Linked DNA regions of Homo sapiens: region 1 is linked to region 2. A link is an interaction called in ENCODE POLR2A ChIA-PET data of the cell type or tissue named here. Cell type or tissue: B cell. All regions are shown on one strand. Links, peaks and the distances in the headings refer to the core of each region. The heading gives the core; the rest is flanking DNA.

What was found. ChIA-PET counts read pairs that join two places held together with the same protein. Peaks named below come from ENCODE experiments on the same cell type or tissue, not always from the same donor. Only the 100,000 strongest peaks of a DNase experiment are listed, where the experiment ranks them.
Region 1: POLR2A ChIA-PET joins it to region 2 with 6 read pairs; 2 of 35 experiments call an interaction of 5 or more read pairs at or near these places.

The regions. Positions count from the first base shown.
Region 1 is chr17:35,504,843-35,513,180 of GRCh38, reverse strand. The region is part of intron 2 of SLFN12L (schlafen family member 12 like); the gene reads left to right. Among named protein-coding and RNA genes, the nearest start is that of SLFN12L, 29 kb to the left of the region's middle. In B cell, for the core only: no CTCF peak of the experiment used is centred there; no DNase peak of the experiment used is centred there.
Region 2 is chr17:35,343,398-35,351,735 of GRCh38, reverse strand. SLFN11 (schlafen family member 11) reads left to right here. Exons shown (of 7, transcript NM_001376007.1): 7 at 1-1,431. It also overlaps the pseudogene LOC101060119. Among named protein-coding and RNA genes, the nearest start is that of SLFN11, 26 kb to the left of the region's middle. In B cell, for the core only: no CTCF peak of the experiment used is centred there; DNase peaks (open chromatin) are centred at 5,175 and 5,803; H3K4me3 peaks cover 1,708 bases; H3K27ac peaks cover 826 bases.

The sequences.
Region 1 (8,338 bases), core at 287-8,286, 160 kb before region 2:
ACTTTTGATGATGAGGCACAATATCATTTTCAGGGGAGATGACCAGCACAAACATACCAGATAGTCAGTTTTACTAATAGGATCCCAAATCCACCCCAGTGCAGTGGTGACTGGTCAGTGACTGACCAGGCAGTGAAGAAACCTTTTGCACTAGCCCAGATATAGATAGAGGGACAGTCAAAGGGCAAATAGAGGAGGGAAAGGGAGCAAGGGGCAAACAGCTCAGCTGGGAAAGAACGGGCCCAGAGAAAGGGGGGTTGGCTGGAGGAGTGAGGGGGCAACTTAGGTTCGGAGAGGGTAGAAACACTATGTCCTTGAAAACTGTAGTGCAATATAAACTTGGTATCACTTGGCTCAAAATAATTGGCTTTGGTCTAATGCCTGAAAAGGCAGTGATATCGTCTTCATTTCACAGTTGATTAAGCCAAGTGCATTTTCTTATTTAAATGACAACTTCAGTGCTTTAAAATTACACACTACCTTTTAAAGCTAGCAGTGTTAAGTTAAAGAAAAAAGGCTGGGCACGGTGGCTCACGCCTGTAATCCTGGCACTTTGGGAGGCCGAGGCAGGCGGATCACAAGGTCAGGAGATCCAGGCCATCCTGGCTAACACAGTGAAACCCCGTCTGTACTAAAAATACAAAAAAATTAGCCGGACATGGTGGCGGGCGCCTGTGGTCCCAGCTACTCAGGAGGCTGAGGTAGGAGAATGGTGTGAACCCGGGAGGCGGAGCTTGCAGTGAGCTGAGACCACGCCACTGCACTCCAGCCTGGGCGACAGAGCGAGACTCCGTTTCAAAAAAAAAAAAAAAAAAAAAAAATCAGCTCTTTTTTAAATTCTCTCCCAGAAACACAATTGCCACTTTCTGTTCCCATCTTAAGTTTACCGGGTGATAGAACCAAGTCCCTGAGGTAGGAGAATGGTGTGAACCCGGGAGGCGGAGCTTGCAGTGAGCTGAGACCACGCCACTGCACTCCAGCCTGGGCGACAGAGCGAGACTCCGTCTCAAAAAAAAAAAAAAAAAAAAAATCAGCTCTTTTTTAAATTCTCTCCCAGAAACACAATTGCCACTTTCTGTTCCCATCTTAACTTTACCGGGTGATAGAACCAAGTCCCTGTGGTGATGCTGGCCAAATGCTGCTCAGCAGGTGAGAACAGAAAAACAAAACAAAACATAACAAAACCCAGATTTCAGTGGAATGATAAACAGCTTGAATGTTTCCATGTGCTAACGTTGTACACTTACAAAAAAAACTTTGGAAGTGGAAAATATGTATTAGTGCCATGTTGACAATGTATCTTTAGGCAAGGATACATTGTTTGTTTCCACAATTTGTACTTAAAGTGAAAGCACATGTAAAACATAGACTTAGCTGGCCCTGGAATTGCTGTTATGTTTTTTATTTATTTTATTTTGTTTCATTTTATTTAGAGATGAAGTCTTGCTTTGTTGCCCAGGCTGGAGTGCAGTGGCACAATCATAGCTCACTGCCACGTCAAATACTTGGGCTCAAGGGATCCTTCCACCTCAGCCTCCTGCTCCTGAGTAGCTAGGACTATAGGGGCTCTGTGTGTGTGTGTGTGTGTGTGTGTGTATGTGTGTGTGTGTAGAGACGAGGTCTCACCATCTTGCCCAGGCTGGTCTCTAACTCCTGGGCTTAAGGGATCCTCCTGCGTCAGCCTCCCAAAGTGATGCTTTTCTATTAACAGACAACTAGAACTTATGTCACACTTAATTTATGTAAAGTGTGTAAAACCTAGAATAGTGTACATAGTAAATATTTGATTCCTTTTACCCATGAGTAAGTTTATTTTACCATCTTCTTGCCTATCTTTCTGACCTTGTTGAAACAACCTGAGGACCAGAGTATTAATGAAATGTTATTGCAGAAGAGATTATGAGAAAATTGGTATATACTACAAATATCATACAAAATCTTGTAAGAAATGCAGTTTTATTATCGCTTCAATCTTAATTGTTTAAGTGACTATTAAAGGGATTGGAGAAAAAGAAAAGAACTCTGCATCTTAAAATGTTTTCTACTAGAAAAAAATTACAATTGAGAAATACAATCTTTAGTTAAATGTATACATTACAGTCAAAATAGAATAAGATAAACATGAAAATCAATGTAAAAACAAAAGAGTAGTAAAGTTTAAACAATATTGCATCTTTCTAATATACGCCATTTCTCTCTCTCAACAGTTTGAGTTAAAAAAATAGGAAAATCTGACTAGAACTATGGTCAGTGCTGATGAAGAAGCAAGACATTCAAAGTAACTTCAGGTCAGATATTAGTAGTAATTAAATAATTTAGGAATCCTTTCTCTTCTTTTTTTTTTTTTGCTGTGAATTCAGTTTTATTTGGCATAATTAACAGAGAAAATTTTATGCTTCCATAGGAGATTTTGGTTACTGTTTTCCTTTTTTTAAAACTGAGATATAATTGCATACTATATAATTAATTCTTTCAAAGTGTACAATTCAATAATTTTTAGTACATTCACAGAGTTGTGCAATGATCACCACTATCCACCTCACAAAGAAATGCAACATCCATTAGCGCTCACTCTCATTCTCCTTGTCCAGCCCCTGGCAACGTCTCCTCTCCTCTCTGTCTCTATGGACGTGCCTATCTGGATATTTCCTATAATAGGAATAACAGCGTGTGACCTTTTATGACTGGCTTCTTTCACGTAACATAAAGTTTTCAAGTTCATCCGTGTTGCAGCCTGCATCAGTGCTTCATTTCTTTTTATGGCCAAATAATATTTCACTGCATGCATACACTACATTTTATTTATTCATTCATCTCGATAGACATTTGGACTGTTTCCACTTTTTGGCTGTTGTGGATAATGCTTCCATGAATATTCATGTACAAGTGCCTGTGTGCACATATGTTTTCAATTCTCTTGGATTTATGTCTAGAAGCGGAATTGCTGGGTATGAACACCATTTCAAATACTGCTGAAATATTGTATCCACTGATTTATGTAATAGTTATTGCTTTGAAAAGATTAAAGCAGAAAGTGGAAGCTGGCTTTTTAATTTGACTTACATGGCTGTTTTGTACTTCCTATCATCTCATTAATCCATGTGGTTCCACTACTTGCTTTTACCAGTTTGGCTTCTATAGGTATGTGAGTTTATGGCTCCTCCATTAAGAGTCTCTATTTTTTGGCCGGGCGCGGTGGCTCACGCCTGTAATCCCAGCACTTTGTGAGGCTGAGACAGGAGGATCATGAGGTCAGGAGATCGAGACCATCTTGGCTAACACGGTGAAACCCCGTTTCTACTAAAAATACAAAAAATTAGCCAGGCGTGGTGGCAGGCACCTGTAGTCCCAGCTACTCGGGAGGCTGAGGGAGGAGAATGGCATGAACCCAGGAGGCGGAGCTTGCAGTGAGCTGAGATCACGCCACTGCACTCCAACCTGGGGGACACAGCGAGACTCTGTCTCAAAAAAAAAAAAGAGTCTCTTTTTTTAAAATATTTAATATTTCATTTCAAAATAATACTATGAGTTTTAATTATGCGTTCTACAAGGAAAAAATAAAAGTCCAAATTTTCACTGGAGAAACATTAAACACCAACTACTGTAACTAATTTATGCCTGGCTTTCCCCCCAAATGCTCATTGTCAGAAACCAAAGAGAAAACTTCCCAAATTGCTGTGACTAAATGGGCGGGCATGCAGAAATCCCACACAGGAAGCCCCTCAACAACAGAACAGAAGAATCTCAGCTTTAGTTCTTTAGTTTAAAAAAAGTTTATTCTTAAAAAAGGCAGAGGCTGGCGAGCATCTGCAGTACTTTCAATATGAACAATGGTGGAAAGCCAGAAGTATTTAAACAAAACCACCATTCCAATGACATCTTTTGCTCTTTTCTTGATGGATATCCAACTGTTTAAGCCTGAGACACAAACGTCACCCTTGGTGCTTCCTCTCCCTCATCCCCTACAGTAATCTAATAACTGAGCTCTTCTCTAGTCCATCCATGCCTCCTTTTCCACTGTCACTACCTTAGTTTGGCTGTCATAATTGCTCATATAAGACACTGTCATCACATCACTTCCTGTCTTAGCCCTTCTCCTAACTCCAGCCATACTTAATTTCTTTCAGTTCCTGGGATTCCTCACTCTGTTCCTCACTTTTGAGTCTTCAGATAATACCCAGAAATATATATAGGACAAGTCACAGAGCTAGTTTTCAGTAGTGGCCAGAGTCTTAAAATGTTTTATTTTGGTCTACTGTTACAAGATGTCATAATGCTATCTTCCTTAATATTAATTTTTAATGCCCAGAATAATCCCAAACTCTGTATCATCAAAGCTAATAAGGTCAGTATAAATATTATTTTTTGTATTTACAGAAAACTGAAAGAAAATGCAGGCAATATTCCTCAGTTTTATCAGAAAAACTGTCTCCAAGGAAAAGAGAACTGTCTCCAAGGAAAAGAGAAGTTTGAAAATTCAAATATAAATGTAATAAAAATATTTTGGAGAGTACTATAAAATTCTAGAAATTAGGCTGGGCACAGTGGCTCATGCCTGTAGTCCCAGCACTTTGGGAGGCCAAGGTGGGCAGATCACGAGGTCAGGAGATTGAGACCATCCTGGCTAACACGGTGAAACCCCGTCTCTACTAAAAATACAAAAATAATTGGCTCAGCATGGTGGCGGGTGTCTGTAGTCCCAGCTACTCAGGAGGCTGAGGCAGGAGAATGGCATGAACCTGGGAGGCGGACATTGCAGTGAGCTGAGATCGTGCCACTGCACTCCAGCCTGGGCAACAGAGTGAGACACCGTCTTGTAGCAGGATGAGCTGCAGACAAAACCACTCAGACACCGAGTTGTAGAAGGAAGAGCTTTACTCCACTGGGAGCATCAGCAGACTCACGTCTCCAAAAACTGAGCTCCCCGAGTGAGCAATTCCTGTCCCTTTTAAGGGCTTACAGCTCTAAGGGGGTCCACATGAAAGGGTCGTGATTGATTGAGCAAGCAGGCGGTACATGACTGGGGGCTGCATGCACCAGTAATCAGAACGGAACAGAACAGGACAGGGATTTTCACAGTGCTTTTCCATACAATGTCTGGAATCTATAGATAACGTAACTGATTAGGTCAGGGGTTGATCTTTAACCAGGCCCAGGGCACGGCACCAGGCTATCTGCCTGTGGATTTCATTTCTGCCTTTTAGTTTTTACTTCTTCTTCTTTGGAGGCAGAAATTGGGCATAAGACAATATGAGGGGTGGTCTCCTCCCTTATTCCCCCTCTTTGAGAATCTCACTCATTAGTGGGAGTTCTCACTTTCATTCTCACTACCCATGTCTTCTTGTAAGACAGATCGATAGTGATTCATATAGTACACTTGTGCTGAAGCATTTTGGTAAACTAAGGTAGTGATGAAGCTTTTTATCATTTGAAGAAGTATGGGTAGCAAACAAGGGAGCAGTAAGCAGGTTTCTATTACTATTATAACTCCTATTATAAGAGTTTTAAATCTTCTTAGCACTGGGAACCATTTTTCAAACATGGCCCCAGGATCAAATCCATGCCACACTTGCATGGGCACATGTGCCAATTTTGTTATATTTCTAACTATGTCTTCAACTGCTTGCCCTGATCATCTATGTGTAGACAGCAATTAGTAAGGTTAAATTTCCTACAGACCCCTCCTTCAGCTGCTAGCAAGTTGTCAAGAGCCAATCTATTTTGATAGATAGCATTTCTCATCTGAGTTTCTTGCTGGGCCAGAATAGTCAAGGCTCTGCCAGTCTTATTAGTGATTATTTCTAAGATAGCTTGTAACCATATGATTTGGTTGAGTATGTAAATGGGAGTCTGGAATCCCTATGAGCCATCTTGTGCCCAAGTAGCAGGCCCATAATATTATATTATTCTTTCAGGGGGCCATTCATCATCTTTCCAATTTCCTATAGCTATGCTTCTCTTTTTGCAGGAAGCATAGACAGGGAAGCCCAGGAGTTCACCTGTCTTTATGGGCAGTAGGAAGAAAGATGGTTTAATAGTGCCAATAACACAACTACCTGCCCACTGGCCGGGTAATTTGGTGTAAGCTCTATGCACACATATCCAGTATAATCCAGTGGGGGCTGTCCAGTCCTGGTGGGACTCTGGGTGGGTCCACACAGTTTGCAACTTTGGGAATTAACTAAATGGATTTTTCTTAGTGTGGTTTGAACTCCACCAGGTGGCTGTTTTTGTAGTACTATTATACAGTTTTTGCCCAAGGCAGCTGAGTCTTCCCACAGGAAGGGTGAAGTCCTTCCCCACTCTTGCTATACAGTATTGTCTAATGATTGAGGCTTTTAGGACCTAGAAGTTATCAGGGTGAGTCTTTTGAGCTGGGAATTTATCAGGAACTGGGTCTGTAGGTACTAATTCTCGGGCTTCCCATGGCCATTGATCTCCCATTACAGTTCCTCCACATACATAACATGAAGTGACATTGAGAGACTGGGCTACATGCTCGGCTTATTGCAAAAACAAATTTCTTGTTTTTCCTGGAATTTCTGGTACTGGCACATTTAGTTCATCATAGAAGATTTGAAATACTGGCTCAGGAGAGCATTTATAAACTTCTCCTCAAACCACGATATTTACTCGAGGATCCAGTCCAGCCCCATCAATTTCTAGGGTTACATGCTCCCCATTTTTTCAGCAAGGATCAAGGGGATTGGTTATTACTAGTTCTAAGGGGTTACACTGACCACTGGTACAGGAAGGGCCACTTTCCCTTTCTGAAGGTGGACAGGATTCTTTTTATTTTTTATCCACATAGCCTAAATGACACAAGACCAGTATCTACATTTATTTCCACACAGTCCTAATTCATGACAAATGTACTTATTTTCTGCCATACAGCCTCTTTCCTAATTAAGAGAACCACATCATGTTTCTAACTTATTACTATTAATGACAGCACAGGCATCAAATTTCAAGGTGACTTGTTTGGGAATCCCTTTTCTTTCCTTCTGTTTTGGCTAACACTTTACTCATATCATTTATGAGCCCCCACCAGTCCTCAGTACTTAATCTTATTTTTAAAACTGTGGTCATGGGAGGCTCAGATGGGTCATAACACACATCAGGTTGGTCATTTCCTGGGCTACATACCTTGTATAGAATAGCATTATACAAACAAGTTCTTTTTACAGTCCCAGTACACTTACAATAAGCATAAAATAAGACTGTAGCAACTTTTTGTCCTACCTCTGTGACTTGATATATACACTGGGAACAGTCCTCAGTCTGAGGAAGGTCAGTTGAAGTACTTACTATACAAGTCCAAATTTTAAGGAAAATGAGTCCCATGAAGAGTTTTCTCATGCTTCAGCCATGCGTGGACCAGTTAGCTTCTGGGTGTGACTGGAGCAGGGCTTCTCGTCTTCTTCAGAGTCACTTTACAGGGGTTGGCGAAGCTGCTCCCATTCATGTACCGCTCACAGTCTACTGTTCAAGGGTGGTCTTGGAGATTGGTCCCACTAGAATAAACGGAGTCCAATACCTCTACACAGTTATGTTCAACTGGGCTTTCTGATACTGGGAGCAAGGTGGCAGGGTTTAGGGTGTTGCAAAACTCAATGGTTATGCGGGGATTTTCACATAGCAAGCTTTGGTACTTGGTTAATCTAGCATTTGTTAGCCAATGATGTATTCATGAAAGTCACCATAGCGTGGGGGGCCTTTAAGTTTAGGTTTTGCCCAAGAGTTAGCTTATCCACCTCTTGTGCTAGCAGAGCTGTTGCTGCCAAGGCTCTTAAGCACAGGGGCCAACTCTTAGAAACTCCATCTAGATCTTTGACGAGGTAGGCAGGCCTCAGCCAGGGCCCCACAGTCTGGGTCAAAACTCCATCTGCCACTTTTTTTTCTCTCTGACACATATAGTGTTAAAGATTTTGTCAGGTCATGTAGCCCCAGGGCTGGGGCCGACATGAGTTTTTCTTTTAACTCATGAAAAGCTTGTTGCTGTTGGTTTTAACAGATGTAGTTTATCCAATCTACATTTTTATTAACTGTCACCCACCGAAATATTGACTCAAATCCTGCAGCTATTTGATTTTGGGCTTTAAATTGATCTGGTATTCCTCATGGGACTTCAATTGCATCTAAATAGACGTGAGAGTTGAAAGACCCATAAGGGGCTTCTCTTGCTTTATGATATCTTATTTTTCCTCCCTCTGGTTGATGAAATGCCAGGGTGAAAGGGATAGCCAACTGGACTAAAGTACAAGTACCACTCCAGTTATTGGGCACAGTGCCTAGTAAAGGTCCACCACAATACCACCACACATCTGCTCAGGGATGA
Region 2 (8,338 bases), core at 257-8,256:
TGGCCCAGACCAAGCCTTAATTGTGATAGTGAATATTAATGGTCACTTTAAGGAGAAATTATAGGCCAAGATGAAATGAACATAAACCTGTTTGCCCTGGCTTTCAGTGGAAGATGATATTAGAGACCAAAATCTGGTTCTGAAGGTGTGTATCAGCCCTAAGGTGAACCAGACTTGGGAAAGATTGTCTTTAAAAATCAATGAGTTTATGTTTTAACTTCTCAGCTTAGTTCTATGCATTGCTCTATAACACACCTAGTTAAGTTTTATGTTATTCTTGAACTGTGATTTTTTTTCTATTTACTTTCATGGTTTGGTGGGCCATTGTTATGGACTGAATGTTTGTGTCCCACCCTTCACCCCCAAATTCCCGTGTTGAAGCCCCAACCTGCACTGTGGAGCTGGGGCTGCTAAGGAAGTAATTAAGGTTACATGAAGTCATGGTGGGGCTCTGATCTGCTAAGGTTGGTGTCCTTATAGGGAGAGACCCCAGAGAGCTTGTTCCCTCCCTCCCTGTGCATGCAAACAAGAGGGCATGGGAGCACACAGAGAGATGGCAGCCACCTACAAGCCAAGAGGAGAAGCCTCACAATCAAACTCTCGCTGCTGGCGAGAGTCTTGGACTCTGTCTTGGACTTCCAGCCTCCAGACTGTGAGAAACAAATTTCTGTTGTTTCAGCTTCTCAGTCTCTGGTGTTTTGTTATTGCAGCCTGAGAACACAGCTGTACGATTATTTGTCAAACAGAAAACACTGATACTTAACAATGCTAATGCAATTATTTATTTGCTTTTCAGTCTCTACAAAACGTTCTAAAACACTAATCTAAATATTAACAGTAAAATATTTGCATAACTAATGGAAACTAAGAAATCATATGACCAATATTTCACTTATTGGTAATCTTACTCTACTGATTTCCCCCCAGACTGTGATTTTTGAACTTCCTTGCCTTTCTCCTGTCTTTCTGTGTTTATTCATGGAATTCCAGTTATCTGGGCTTGAAATTGCAGGCTCTCCTAACTTAAGCAAAATCTGACAGATCAGCAAAATGAGATAAATGTTTCTTTTTTCTTTCTGACTGCATTAAATCAGATACAACTCAGCATTAAAAAGCTATCTTTGTAAATGTTGTTACTAATAAATTAGTCTTATAAGATCCCTGGACTTTGGAGTTGTTGCAATGTCTTTGAGAGTAATTCTTTAAAAGTCTAATTTCGACTGGTTGTATCTCTTTATGATTTATTGCCCCACTAACAATATTTGAAACAATATAATATTTTAAAATGTATAAATAATTATGAATTTTTGTTTAGAACAAAGAGGATTACTGATATTTGTTTCCCTATGAATGGCAAAAGGTTTAGCTTACTACTGCATTTCTGTTTTAAATAAAAAGTTGAGAGTTTGTGTCTCATTAAACTGAAAAAAATGGTCTTGTAAAATAAGTGCTTAAATGGGGGAAAAGGAGAAGACTGAGGCCAGTGACTCTGTGAGAGGGCCAAAACGAGCCAGTAAAAGATTAAGCAACATTAACTTTCAATTTTTTTTTTAAGAGACAAGATCTCACTATGTTGCCCAGGTTGGAATGCAGTAGTGCAATCATAGCTCACTATAGCCTCGAACTCCTGGGCTCAAGTGATCCTCCTGCCTCAGCCTCCGAAATTGCTGGGATTATAGGCATGAGCCAGTGCACTAGACTCAGTTGGGTTTGGATGGGTGCCTGCCCATCTCTGCAATCTGCCTCTAGACATCTGGGACCTACTTCACTAAAGATCTGAAAATCTACCCAGCCATTATAAAATGAAACAAAATGTTTTTATATTTTAAATTAACTTTTTATTTTAGAGTAGTTATAGAATTACAGAAAAAGTTACAAAGATAGTACAGAAAGTTCCTGTGTCCCCTTCATTTAGTTTCCTCTTTATTTTATTTTATTTTATTTTATTTTATTTTATTTTATTTTATTTTATTTTATTTTGACAAGGTCTTGCTCTCTCACCCAGGTTGGAGTACAGTTGGGTGATCACAGCTCACTGCAGCCTTTAACTCCTGGACTCCAGTGATCCTCTCACCCCAACTAGCTGAGAAGCTGGAACTGCAGGTGCATGCCACTACACCTGGCTATTTTTTTAAAAAAATTTTGTAGAGGACGGGGTCTTATTATGTTGCCCAGGCTGGTCTCAAACTCCCAGGCTCAAGCATTCCTCCTGCGTGGGCTTCCTACAGTGCTGGGATTACAAGTGTGAGCCATTGCAGTGGCTATTTCCCTGTTTTATTACTGTATTGTTGTGATGCATTCATCACAACTAAGGAACCAACCTTACTTAGTACATGACTATTAACTAAACCCCACATTTTATTTGGATTCTCCAGTTTTTTTTTTTTTTTTTTTTTTTTTTTTGAGACGGAGTCTTGCTCTGTCGCCCAGGCTGGAGTGCAGTGGCATGATCTCGGCTCACTGCAAGCTCTGCCTCCGGGGTTCACGCCATTCTCCTGCCTCAGCCTCCCGAGTAGCTGGGACTACAGGCGCCCGTCACCACACCTGGCTAATTTTTTGTATTTTTTTAGTAGAGACCGGGTTTCACCGTATTAGCCAGGATGGTCTCGATCTCCTGACCTTGTGATCCGCCCTCCTCGGCCTCCCAAAGTGCTGGGATTACAGGCATGAACCACTGCACCCGGCCTGGATTCTCTAGTTTTTCTCTAATGTCTTTGCCTACTCCAGGATCCCATCCAGGACACCATACTACATTTAGTGGTCATGTTTCCTTACACTCCTCTGACCTGTGATGCTTTATTTTTGATGACCTGGACAGTTCTGAGGAGTACTGGTCAGGTATCTACAAATAAAATGTCCTTCAGTTTGGGTTTGTCTGATTTTTTTCTCAGACTGGGGTTATAGGTTTTCAAGAGGAAGACCACAGGAATGAAGAGGTATTCTCATCACATCACATCAAGGGTATATGCTATCAACATGCCTTATCACTCATGATATCAACCTTGACCAGCTGACAGAGGAAGTGTTTGCCAGGTTTCTCTACAGTGAAGTTACTTTTCCTTCCTCCTATGTTGCTAAGTGCAGCTCACACTCAAAGGGTGAGGATTGAAGCTCCACTTTCTTGAGGGGGCCAATGTCTATATATCCTACAAAATAATTTATCTATATAAATTATTTGGAATTCTTCATTTACTTGTAAGAATGGACTTATAGATATTTATTTAATACTTTGTGTTATATTCCAACGCTACATTATTTATTTAGATGCTCAGATTGTTCTAGTATTAGGCATATACAGGATATCTGGCAAAAGTCATAACAGATAGAGTGTGGTAGCTCACGCTTGTAATCCCAGTACTTTGGGAGGCTGAGGTGGGCAGGTCACTTGAGGCTAGGAGTTTGAGACCAACCTGGCCAATATAGTGAAACCCCACCTCTACTAAAAATACAAAAAAATTCAGTCGAGCATGGTGGCACAAGCCTGTAGTCCCAGCTACTCAGGAGGCTGAGGCATGAGAAAGACTTGAACCTGGGAGGCAAAGGTTGCAGTGAGCCGAGATTGCACAACTGCACTCCAGCCTGGGTGACAAAGCAAGACACTGTCTCAAAAAAAAAAAAAAAAAAAAAAATCCACCACAGTCAACATCAACAAATTAAACAAACAAATAAATAGCAATGGGGATCCAGATCTTGGTTTCTAATACCCTTAAGTATACAATACATTATTATTCTCTGTAGTCACCATGCTGTACAACTGATCTCCAGAACTTATTCATCCTAACTGAAACCTTGTATCCTTTGACCAACATCTCCCCATTCCCTGACCTTTGTCCCCCAGCCGGCCCCTGGCATTCTTCTACCCTCTGCTTCCATGAGTTCAACTATTTTAGATTCCACATATAATTGGAATCATGCAGTATTTGTCCTTCTGTGCCTGGCTTATTTCACTTAGCTTAATGTCCTCCAAGTTCATCCATGTTGTTGCAAATGACAGGATTTTCTTCTTTTCTAAGGTTGAAGAGTATTTCATTTTGTGTGGTGTGTATTTGAGAGTGTGTGTATGTGTGTATGTAACACATTTTCTGTATCTGTTCATGCATCAATGGATAGTTTAATTCCACATCTTGGTAATTATTAACAATACTACAATGAACATGGGAGCGTAGATACCTCTTTGACATACTGATTTCACATCTTTTAGATATATACCCAGAAAAGGGTGCTTGCAATTGAAATTTAATTAACCAGAAATGGGATTGCTGGATCATATGATAGTTATTTTATAACCATGGCTGCTGCTTCCAGAAAACATGGTTACTTCCTTGCCTAACTATCCTGCCTCACCAGCAGTATGCATTGGCTTTTCTTTTTTTTTCTTTTTTTTTTGAGACAGGGTCTTGCTCTGTTGCCCAGGCTGGAGTGCGGTCACTACAGCCTGGAAACTCTGGGCTCAAGGGATCCTCCCACCTCAGCCTTCTGAGTAGTTAGGACTACAGGCGCTGGCCACCAAGCCTGGCTAATTTTGTTTCTCTTTTTTGTAGAGAGGAGGTCTCCCTTTGTTGCCCAAGCTGGTCTCAAACTCCTGGGATCATGTGATCTTCGCACCTCAGGCTCCTCAGTAGCTGGTACTACAGGCATGCTCACCATATTTGGCTAAAATTTTTTTTTTTTTTGTAGCTACGGGGTCCCTCAGAATTGTCCACGCTCGTCTTGAACTCCCCTCAAGCGATCCTCTCACCTTGGCCTCCCAAAGTGCTGGGATTACAGGCGTGAGGCACTCCACCCATAGTGGCTTTTGATACCCTCAGAAAACAGCTAATTATGTGTGCCTACGGGGTTATTCCGTTTGTACCATCAGGGTAACATTTTCAGCCGTCCTATTTCTCTGGCAAAACCTTTTGGGCCCTCGGTGACTTTTTGCTGAATGGGTGACCCCCTCCCAGGGCAGGGCCATAAGAATCACTGGAGAGATGAGGGTCTGGGGAGGCGCAGAGAGAAGGCTGAAGGCGGTCTCACTTTCCTGCACCAGGAAAGGGAACGAGGAGCGCTGCACTCTCCCAGTCCTGGAGAGGACAGGAAAACGCTGCCACCGCGGAGACAGACGCCTACAGCGTGGGCTTTAAATCCAGCGTGGGTGTGGGGCAGCGTTGAGGCTCGATCTTCCGCCCTGCCCCTTAGACAGAGAAGGGAAGGAAGTCGAGGTCAGGAGGGGAGGGAGGGGAAAGGGCGGGAGGGAAATCGGAAGAGGGAAGGGCCGGGGAGGGAGGGAAAGAGGCCCGGGAGGATACGCCCGACGCTTCCATTGTAGTGGGGCTTCACTTGCCAAGGTGGAAGTGGTAGCGCCGGTGGTGGTACACTTTTTCGTACTTCTGAAATATTTCATAATTAACATTTGAGGAATTTTTTCTTTTTTGAAACAGGAACTAGCTCTGTCGCCCAGGCTGTAGTGCAGTGGCGCAATCACGGCTCACTGCAGCCTCCAGCTCCTGAGCTAAAGGGATCCTCCTGCCTTAGCTTCCTGAGTAGTTAGCACTACAGATTAGGGCCACCAGGCCTGGTTAATTTAAAAAAAAAAAAAATCCTCCCGCCTCTGCCTCTGCCTGTGAATTTGCTGGGATTGCAGGACTTAACCGCAGTGCCTGACCTAAGGAATCACTCAACCTCATTCCGGCAGGGATGACCACACGTGTTCAGGACATTTCCCTGGTAACTGGACTCGTCTTTAGTTCCCTGGGCTGCTCTCCTCCCGCGGTGACAGCCGTTCCCGGGGTGACCTCACTGCGCGCCCTGGAAAGGGCGAGACCGACCTCAGTACCCGCCTCGGTTTCCTTGCGGAGAATTTAAACCACTTCTGAGGGCCCTGAAGACAGTTCCGCGTCTTTTTTTTTTCTCTGTAAATGAGCTTTCTCCAGCCTATTTCGCAGACCCTGCGAACTTCAGATTCTCCCCTCATCCCGGCGGATCTGGGGATCCTCACTCTGACCAGTTGTTGGTGGGCTTGAAGGCCAGCGTCCCCTGGGGTTGGACCCTGTCTAATCCTCGCCTGCCCGGAAAAGGGGTGGGTGGGCATCAATCTCTGCAGCGCGCGAGCAGCAGGCGGCTGCGGAGGGGCGTGGGTTAGGGAGGTGGGTGCGGGCCTAAGCCTCTGAGCGCAGCACCCACCTCAGGAGGAGCCAAAGAAGATGCCTGCAGCAGGAGTCTCGGGTCCTGCGCCGACAGCATTACCCTGGGGAATTGTCTTGGTCTTTGGATTCTGGAGATGCGAGAAACTAGGACGGAGACCACAGCTGCAGGGAAAAGGCGACCAGTGCACAGAGCCTGTGCTCTATTGCTTTATATATTACTATAAAAATAACTGTATTGAGCTATAATCGATATACATGAAATTGCACTTGTTTAAAGTGTACAAAATGATGGATATCGGCCTATGTAGAATCCCTTGAAATCATCACCGCACTTAAGACAATGAGCCTATGGGGAGGGCTGGGTAAGGAGAGTGAGGCAGGAGAGTGAGGCACCTGCTAGTGCAAAATTGAAGGGGGCACCAAAGAAACACCACCTCTCAGTGACCAAGATAAACAATATTTTAAAATCAAAATTAATGCAAACATTTCTGATGAATAAAATATAAAAATGCTAAATGAAGAGAGGATCCAACTTTGCATTTGCCGGGCCCTGTGTCACTCCTCTCATCCTAGTCACACCTGTTGGGATTACAGGCATGAGCCACCATACCCTGCCCATTCTGGGTTTTAAACTGTACTTTATTTATTACTATTCTCTTTTTTTAAAACTGATCAACCACAAGCATACAAAAGTTCTCTGAATGAATGGAACTGTTTCCACACCTGGGTATTAACAGGCAAATTTTGAAGGTCATTCGATTTGGAATTTTCTTTTCTATAGCACTTCTAATCAGTGTGTGTGACACACACCTCAGAGGTAGGAAAGACTGTTTTTAGTAAATTATCTTCTTAATTGTAGAGAATTCCTGAAAATAAAACTGATGAAATTGTAAATTCTGCCTTGATGAGTTTCCAAAGGACAGATTCATGGTGTCCTATTTGAAGAATTAATCCCCTGGAATGTTCCAGCCTTTGTTGGACACTTGATAACAAGATCCACCAAGGGTTAGGGCAAGTGCACTAAGAAAGCCTTCTGCTACTCTCCGTCTCTTATTCTTTAGACCATCCAGTCTTGCTGGCAGAGAGGTCAGTGATTGCTCTGTTGTACCCACAGGGACATGCAACAGTTGTGGAAGGAGTGATTACATTCTCCTCAGATGACAGCACAGTTCTCTTGTTTTCAGCTTGACACCCAAGAAAGGCATCCATCACCTCAACCCTGCAGATGGCAGTTGTATGGCACTCCGTGTCGCAGCTCTACATGCCCACTGTGTTTCACACCTGGAGAGAGAACATTTTTGTTGCCCTTCCAACTTGCAGCCTGTGCTCCCAGAGTGAGAGGACAAGGCACAGGGCTCCTTGCCATCTTCCACGTTAGCATTGGCAGCTGTGCAGAGCCTATAGTGGAGACTGGATTTTTGTTATTTATTCAATAGTGTTGAGACTAAATTCCAAGTAAGACACAATTATTGGACCACATTAAAAAGAAAAACAGAACAAAACAAAAAACCCACTATAGGGATGCCCAGGTAAGAACTGTATGGTTTTGGGGGTAGTGGGGAAGATAGACACACAAAAAAATACCCCAAAACAAAAAACCACAAACTGTATTTCCCATGCTCCAAAGCAGATAGATATGGCTTGTTCCCAAGGCCTGGCCAATGGAATATTGGAAGGTAATGTGTATAATTTTCATATTGTGCTCGTGAAAAGAGTGTGAATTCTTTTCTGCTGGCTGAAATGTTGACAAGATGCCAGAATCTGGTACAGTCATCTTGGAGCAAAAGATGGTGTGATAAATTGAAATATTGTTTGATAAGGTTGATATCCCTACCCAGAAGTAGATCATATTCTGTGCCCCATTGGTCTCAGGCTTGGCAATGTGACTTGTTATGATCAATGAAGTATAAGCAGGCATAACGTGTGTTACTTCCAAGAAGAACTCTTAAGAGTCATTGAGTGTTTCTGCCATGTTCTTTTTCCCTTCTGGTATAAGATAGGCAATGACCCAGATTTGGCTGCTTTGTCTGGGTCCTGGAATGAAAACAATGAAGAGTAGAGCCAAATGGGATCCACAACAGACATATAGTTTAAGAAAGAAATTAACATTTGTTATTTTTAAACAGTCATGGAAACTTTGGGGATAATTTGTTACCACAGCAAAATCTGGCTAGTTCTGATTTGTACAGAAATTGGTGCTTAGAGTGGGATGC